Linked DNA regions of Homo sapiens: region 1 is linked to region 2. The links are chromatin contacts, found by Hi-C or POLR2A ChIA-PET in ENCODE. All regions are on one chromosome and are shown on one strand. Each heading gives the region's core, a stretch centred on a gene start or an enhancer-like site at or near the end of the contact. The rest is flanking DNA. Distances are from core to core; before and after follow the strand shown. Region 1 overlaps PPM1H (protein phosphatase, Mg2+/Mn2+ dependent 1H). Region 2 overlaps MON2 (MON2 regulator of endosome-to-Golgi trafficking).

What was found. A loop is a pair of places that touch in the nucleus more often than their neighbours do. ChIA-PET counts read pairs that join two places held with the same protein, here RNA polymerase II (POLR2A).
Region 1: a map with no recorded cell type shows a loop between it and region 2 (2.5-fold over the local background). The contact joins two enhancer-like sites. A Hi-C loop is called at or near these places in 1 of 37 single-sample maps with no recorded cell type. POLR2A ChIA-PET finds 5 or more read pairs at or near these places in 2 of 52 experiments (GM12878 and activated CD4-positive, alpha-beta T cell).

The regions. Positions count from the first base shown.
Region 1 is chr12:62,691,671-62,694,405 of GRCh38, forward strand. It overlaps PPM1H (protein phosphatase, Mg2+/Mn2+ dependent 1H), which reads right to left. Exons shown (of 10, transcript NM_020700.2): 7 at 2,266-2,329. Among named protein-coding and RNA genes, the nearest start is that of MIRLET7I, 89 kb to the left of the region's middle. Within about 2 kb of position 1,346, at least 5 of the 41 ENCODE cell types and tissues checked have a DNase peak (open chromatin) inside an H3K27ac peak, as active enhancers do.
Region 2 is chr12:62,517,334-62,520,491 of GRCh38, forward strand. All of the region lies in intron 8 of MON2 (MON2 regulator of endosome-to-Golgi trafficking), which reads left to right. Among named protein-coding and RNA genes, the nearest start is that of MON2-AS1, 34 kb to the left of the region's middle. Within about 2 kb of position 1,883, at least 2 of the 41 ENCODE cell types and tissues checked have a DNase peak (open chromatin) inside an H3K27ac peak, as active enhancers do.

The DNA of each region.
Region 1 (2,735 bases), core at 96-2,595, 170 kb after region 2:
AAAATTAGCCAGTGTGGTGGCATGCGCCTGTAGTCCCAGCTACTCAGGAGGCTGAAGTGGGAGGATCACCTGATCCTGGGATGTCGAGCCTGAAGTGAGCCGAGATTGTGCCACCGTACTCCAGCCTGATGCCATGTCTCAAAAAAAAAAAAAAAAAGTGATGCAAAGCAAAGCCTGGGGCCCTCTGCCCTGCTGGGAGGCTGGACTGGCTCCCTTCTAGCCAAGAAGTGCTCAACTCTAAATGTGAAAAATTCTGAGTCCCTTGTGGCTCTCCTGCTCTCCTCCCTGAAATGGCGGCTTCTCTGTGTGCTCTTTCCAGCCAAAGAAATCTGATGTTTCTGCTAGTGACTGACCTTGTTTACGAAGTATCCAGGTGTTACCCACACCAGTCTTTAAAAGCATCTGAAGAAAGAAAATGAGAAGTAATGGCCACAGAAGTACTCTGAAATTTCTGCGTAGGGGTACGCGGAGAAGAAAGAGAAAATCCCAGTCCAGGATCTAGAAGGAGCTCCAAGAACTCATGGAGTCCTCAGAAAGGGGTGGTATCTACCAACAAAAGCAAAATGGAGACATGGTGGCTTTTAAATAGGCCAACAGGTACACGGACAGAACTTGCCACCTGCCCATCGCAAGACCATCAAGCTTAAATTACCTGAAATGCTTGAGGAACATGATGTTTTGGTGAATTGAACTTTATACTAAAATTAGAAAACTCTTGCTCCTTCAAATCTTACTGCTATAAACTTCCAAGAATACATCATTCCATTTTCCTATTGTACTAAGGAAAGTATACTGAACATAACTGAACAGCTTATTTAATACTTATGCATTTATGTCAGGTACCAGGCTAGACAGGAACTAGAGATACAGGGGTAACAGAATGTGTTCCTGAGTTTACTGGAACTCACTGGATATTAAAGGGTAATACAGAGAATCTCAGCCCCACAAAGAAATGGAGCTGCAGGCATAGGTCATTGGGCTGAATGATACTCATTAATGGTGCCCATTGTACCAAAAGGCACAAATATTTATATCAGAACAGTGCCTATTAGCCCTGACACGATTCTTAACCAGAGACTGTGATCTGAAAGGTGTTCATTTTCATGAATGGGGTATGTTCGTTTAAAAAATGATTCCTACATGGATCAGATATTTGTGTTTGGTATTCCTCCTTCTGTTGAGATGTCTTTTTGCATTGAAATCACTGCTGGTCTACACGGAGCCCAAAACCTAACCATGTTTGTTCTCTTGCTTTTGCTCTGACACACACACACACACACACACACACACACACTCTGCCCATGGAAGGCATCCTTTGGTTTTCTTCTGAGTCATTTCTTCTTGATAAAAACTATCGTATCGAATGCTGGAAAAATTATCAGTTGAAGACTCTTCTCAATGTGACCACATTTTTCACTTGGAATGCTTCACACCGAGTTGAAATGTATTAGTGTTCCGAGGAAGAATGCAATGATTCAGAAGGTGTTTGTTCTTACTAGGAAATAGATTCCAAGCTTCTTGCTCTCCACTCCAGGATTTCAACCTCCTCCAGGCCTCTGCTCAGAGACCACTTTAGGATCCACAGCTTTTCTTTGGTTCGACAACGTGCTGTTCAGTGCTGGATTCTGACTGGAACCCTGGGAGCTGATGATGGTCTTTGTTATCTTAGTCTGGACTCTGGTTGCTGTGACCTTATAGTCTAATTACAGTGACGCTTTGGACTCTCTTCCATGGGGCAAGTGGCAAACAGACTTGCAAAGTCTGGACTTCCATGGTGGAGTCTGAGACGCGCGAAGCAGACAGAAAGCCAAGGCACCACATCCGCAGCTGCCCCTCGCTTGGCTGCGTGATCTGCCTGAGCTGTTTTAACCTCACAGTCCCAGCTGCCTCGTCTGCCAGATGGATATAACACAGCCAGCTTGACCTGCCTCCTTGCTCGTTGTCAGATATAAATGAGATGATGTGTGTGAAAGTGGTTCATGTTTAAACACTGTAAAAAGTTATTCAAATGGATTGGGAAGGGGGACTTTATTTTCACAAAATTGGCTTGAGTCCCTTGTGCTCACCGCCCACCTCCCACCCCCACTACTCCTTGGACCCTGAAGACAGGAGGCCTGAAGGATGATGGATGGGATATGCTTTCAAGCTGTCAAGGCTATAAAATCACAAGCTGCTGAGTGGAACACACGGACTGCCACGGGCTATGTGGAGCGAAGGCGGGACAGAGCCCTGTCCTCTCTACCCAGGGGAAGCACACGTGCCTACCTTCTTGCCTTCTCCATATATAAGGGGGAACTTCAAGTCCTCATCCTCAATGGTTTTGTATGCCCTGTAGGGGATAAACAACATTTTAAAAAAGGTTTGCACTCAATTAGTGACCTGCTGCCCTGACACCGACTGCTAGGGATTTCATTTTCCCTGAGACCCCATCCACTCACCACACTGACTACCTCTTCCTTTATAGGGAGTTGTTCTCCCTACAGAATTGTGTGTGTGTGTCTTTTACCAAACCAGAAAATACTGTCTTTATATGCTTGAAGAGGGAGGAAATAAGTTGGCATATGCATAATTAGCAAAAAGGGGAGATGGGTTTCTGGCCTTAGGGTCTGTGTAATAATGAAGTGACCCAGCAACAGTATTCTCATCACGAATCCAAAACTGTGAGAAACAGCAGAGCTCAGAGATGAATGGAGTGTGAAACTGCTTCGAGAGCCAGTTCTCACCTTCAGGGGTTG
Region 2 (3,158 bases), core at 633-3,132:
TCACATTTTGTTTCTGTTGCTAACCAGGACCTCCCAACTTATTTATCATCATCATCTTTTTTTTAAAATAAAATTTGATGCTATGGGTTGAACTATATCCCCCAAAATTAATATATTGAAGCCCCAGTCCCCAACATGACAGTATTTGGATATGTGGCCTTTGGGAGATAATTAGGCTTAGATGAAGGCATGAGGGTGGGACTCTCATGATGGGATTAGTTCCCTCATAGAAAGACACCAGAGCATGCTTGCTCTCTCACTTTCTTGCCCTCCACCATGTGAAGACAAAGGAAGAAAGCATCCATTTGCAAGCTCAGAACAGGGCCCTCAGCAGAACCTGAACACGCTAACATCTCTATCTCATATTTCCAGCCTCCAGAATTGTAACAAATAAATTTCTGTCATTTAAGCCACCCAGTCTCTGGTTATCTTGTTATGACAGACTAAAGATACTTGGGCCAAGCTGAGATACTTGGTTTCTGTCTATCAATTCTGTTATTTAACAATTTATCTAATAACCTTTTCAGAGATACAGATATCTTAATTCCTCAGTAATTTCCATTTTGGATGAAATTGTTTTATTGATTTCATCTGTTCTGGACACTGTACAAAGTAATTGTCTTAGTTCGGGCTGTTATATAAAATATGCCAGAAACTGTGTAGCTTAAATCTCAAAGTTCTGGAGCCTCAGAAGTCTAAGATCAAGCTACTAGCATATCTGGTGTCTGGTAAGGGTGTACTTCCTGGTTTGCAGATGTCTGTCTTCTCATTTTATTCTTAAATGGTGGAGAGTAGAGACAGGAAGAAGCCTCTCAAGTATCTTCTTATAAGGGCACAATCCCATTCATGAGGGTTTCAGCCTTATAACCTAATTTCCTCCGAAAGACTCCACCTTCAAATATCATCCCACTGGGGAATAGGCTTCAACACATGAATTTTGGGGGTGTATAAACATTTAGACCATAGCATTGCTTTGCATACATTAATACATTTTAACTTTACTACAGCCCTATGAAGCAGACATTCATATTTGAGTTTTATAGCTGAGAAAATGAGGACCAGGATGCTTATATAGTTTGCCTGAGATGATGCAGTTTATAAGCTGCAACACTGGGGTGTTAACTAATTTTTTAGGCTCCATAACACACTTTTAACCCCACTACACTTTACTACTTCGCTGTTTTCTTAGTTCTCGCTCTCTTTTTTTTTCTTTCTCCAAGGCTGACAGTGCCAAGTTTCTTGTATTGCTTCTATAACATTCTCCATATTTTGACCTTTGTCCCTTTAATTGGTGGGGGTGTAGGGGGACAACGTGGGACAAATGACAGCACAGCCAGCAACAGAAAAAAATGGAAAGTTACTGCCTAAAGGAAGAGGAAGGCCTGTTTTCCTGCTTTACTTGTGAACTGTGGGTGATGATCAACTGGTAAAACATTGGTTCCTAATAAGGAACTCTAGGACTGAGTTGGCAAAGTTGAGATTTTCAGATATATATAAGAAAGTAATTCCTCAGTATTGTAATTGGCTACATTGGGACATCTTAGCTTAGAAAAAATTAGGCATTCTACAGTTTCTTCAAGGGCAAAAGTTAGATGCCTGGTAGTTGGGGGGCAAGCTATATATGGTTGATGTGTGATGCCTCTCTCTTATTTCTCTGTATTTTCTTTATTTAAACCTGGAAATGGTACATCTCCTAGAAGACATACTAGAGGAATAATTCTTATACTTTTTAGTCTCAAGACTGCTTTATACTCTTTTATTACTTTTTTTGCAACAGGAAGTGGTCATTTAATAAATAACCATGTGGAAGAGGGGGTGCTACCATTCAAAACACCCCGACGGGTCACAGAATGTTCCAGAGCAGAAAGGCACTGGGGACGCCCTGGCTGTCTGCCACCTCTAGCAGCACACCACCGTTCCAATCATTCAGCCCTTTGTGTCCCTACTAGTCCCTGAAATCGCCTCAGCTGAGTGATACTGGGGGTGGGTGGTGAGAGGGGAATGCTGGGAGGGAGTGACACTTGGGGATCCAAGACAGAGGTATCAGGACCCAAAATAAATAAATCATGTTGAATGCCCTATGAAAACAGTGACCCCTTTATATTCTTAAAAAATATTTAGGAGCTTTTGTGCATGTGAGTTATTTCTATCATTATTTACTTTATTAAGAATTAAAGCTGAAATGATACTAAACCTATTACATGTTAACATAAATTTTTATGAAAAATAATTATGTTTTAAAGAAAAAATTATTTTACGTTTTCCAAATGTAAATGTCTTGAATGTCTGGCTTAATAGGAGACAGCTGGATTCTCATATCTTTTGTCTTCATTCTGTTGTGATTTTTTTTGGGTTGACACATAACGATGAAAATCTGGCTTCATAAAGACATGTAGTTGAAAGGCAGAATTATATTAATGGCCTTTTTAGATAATAATGGTGGATATTCTTCTTTGATACTATACCAAACGGTACACTTTCTTTTTTTGTTTGTCTTCTTGAGACGGAGTCTCGCTCTGTCACCCTGGCTGGAGTGCCGTGGCGTGATCTCGGCTCACTGTAAACTCCGCCTCCTGGATTCATGCCATTCTCCTGCCTCAGCCTCTTGAGTAGCTGGGACTACTGGCGCCTGCCACCACGCCCGGCTAATTTTTTGTATTTTCAGTAGAGACGGGGTTTCACCCCGTTAGCCAGGATGGTCTCGATCTCCTGACCTCGTGATCTGCCCGCCTCTGCCTCCCAAAGTGTTGGAATTACTGCGTGAGCCACCACACCCTGCCGACACTTTCTTACAGGTCTAGGATCTGAAACGTTTTTATACTGTGTTACAGTAAAATTCATTTCATTGGTCTTACATTTCAAATGGATCTTTTAGTCATGCATGATTTTGTAACATCATGTATTTTAGTTGTGTAGATATTCCAAATGTTATCACTTCCTGCAAATATTACATTTGTTAATATCACCACCATATATCAGAAGAGTCTTAGGTTATAGGGTAGATACAAGTTTTTTTAAATTCTGATTTTTGTTTGAAAGCTCAAATTTTATTATTGGCAACAAACACTGTCAGTTGTTTACCCTAAAGTGACAGGCGTACTTTATTTTTGAGAAACTGTTTGTACAGTATATACAAATGTAAATAATCATGATTTACT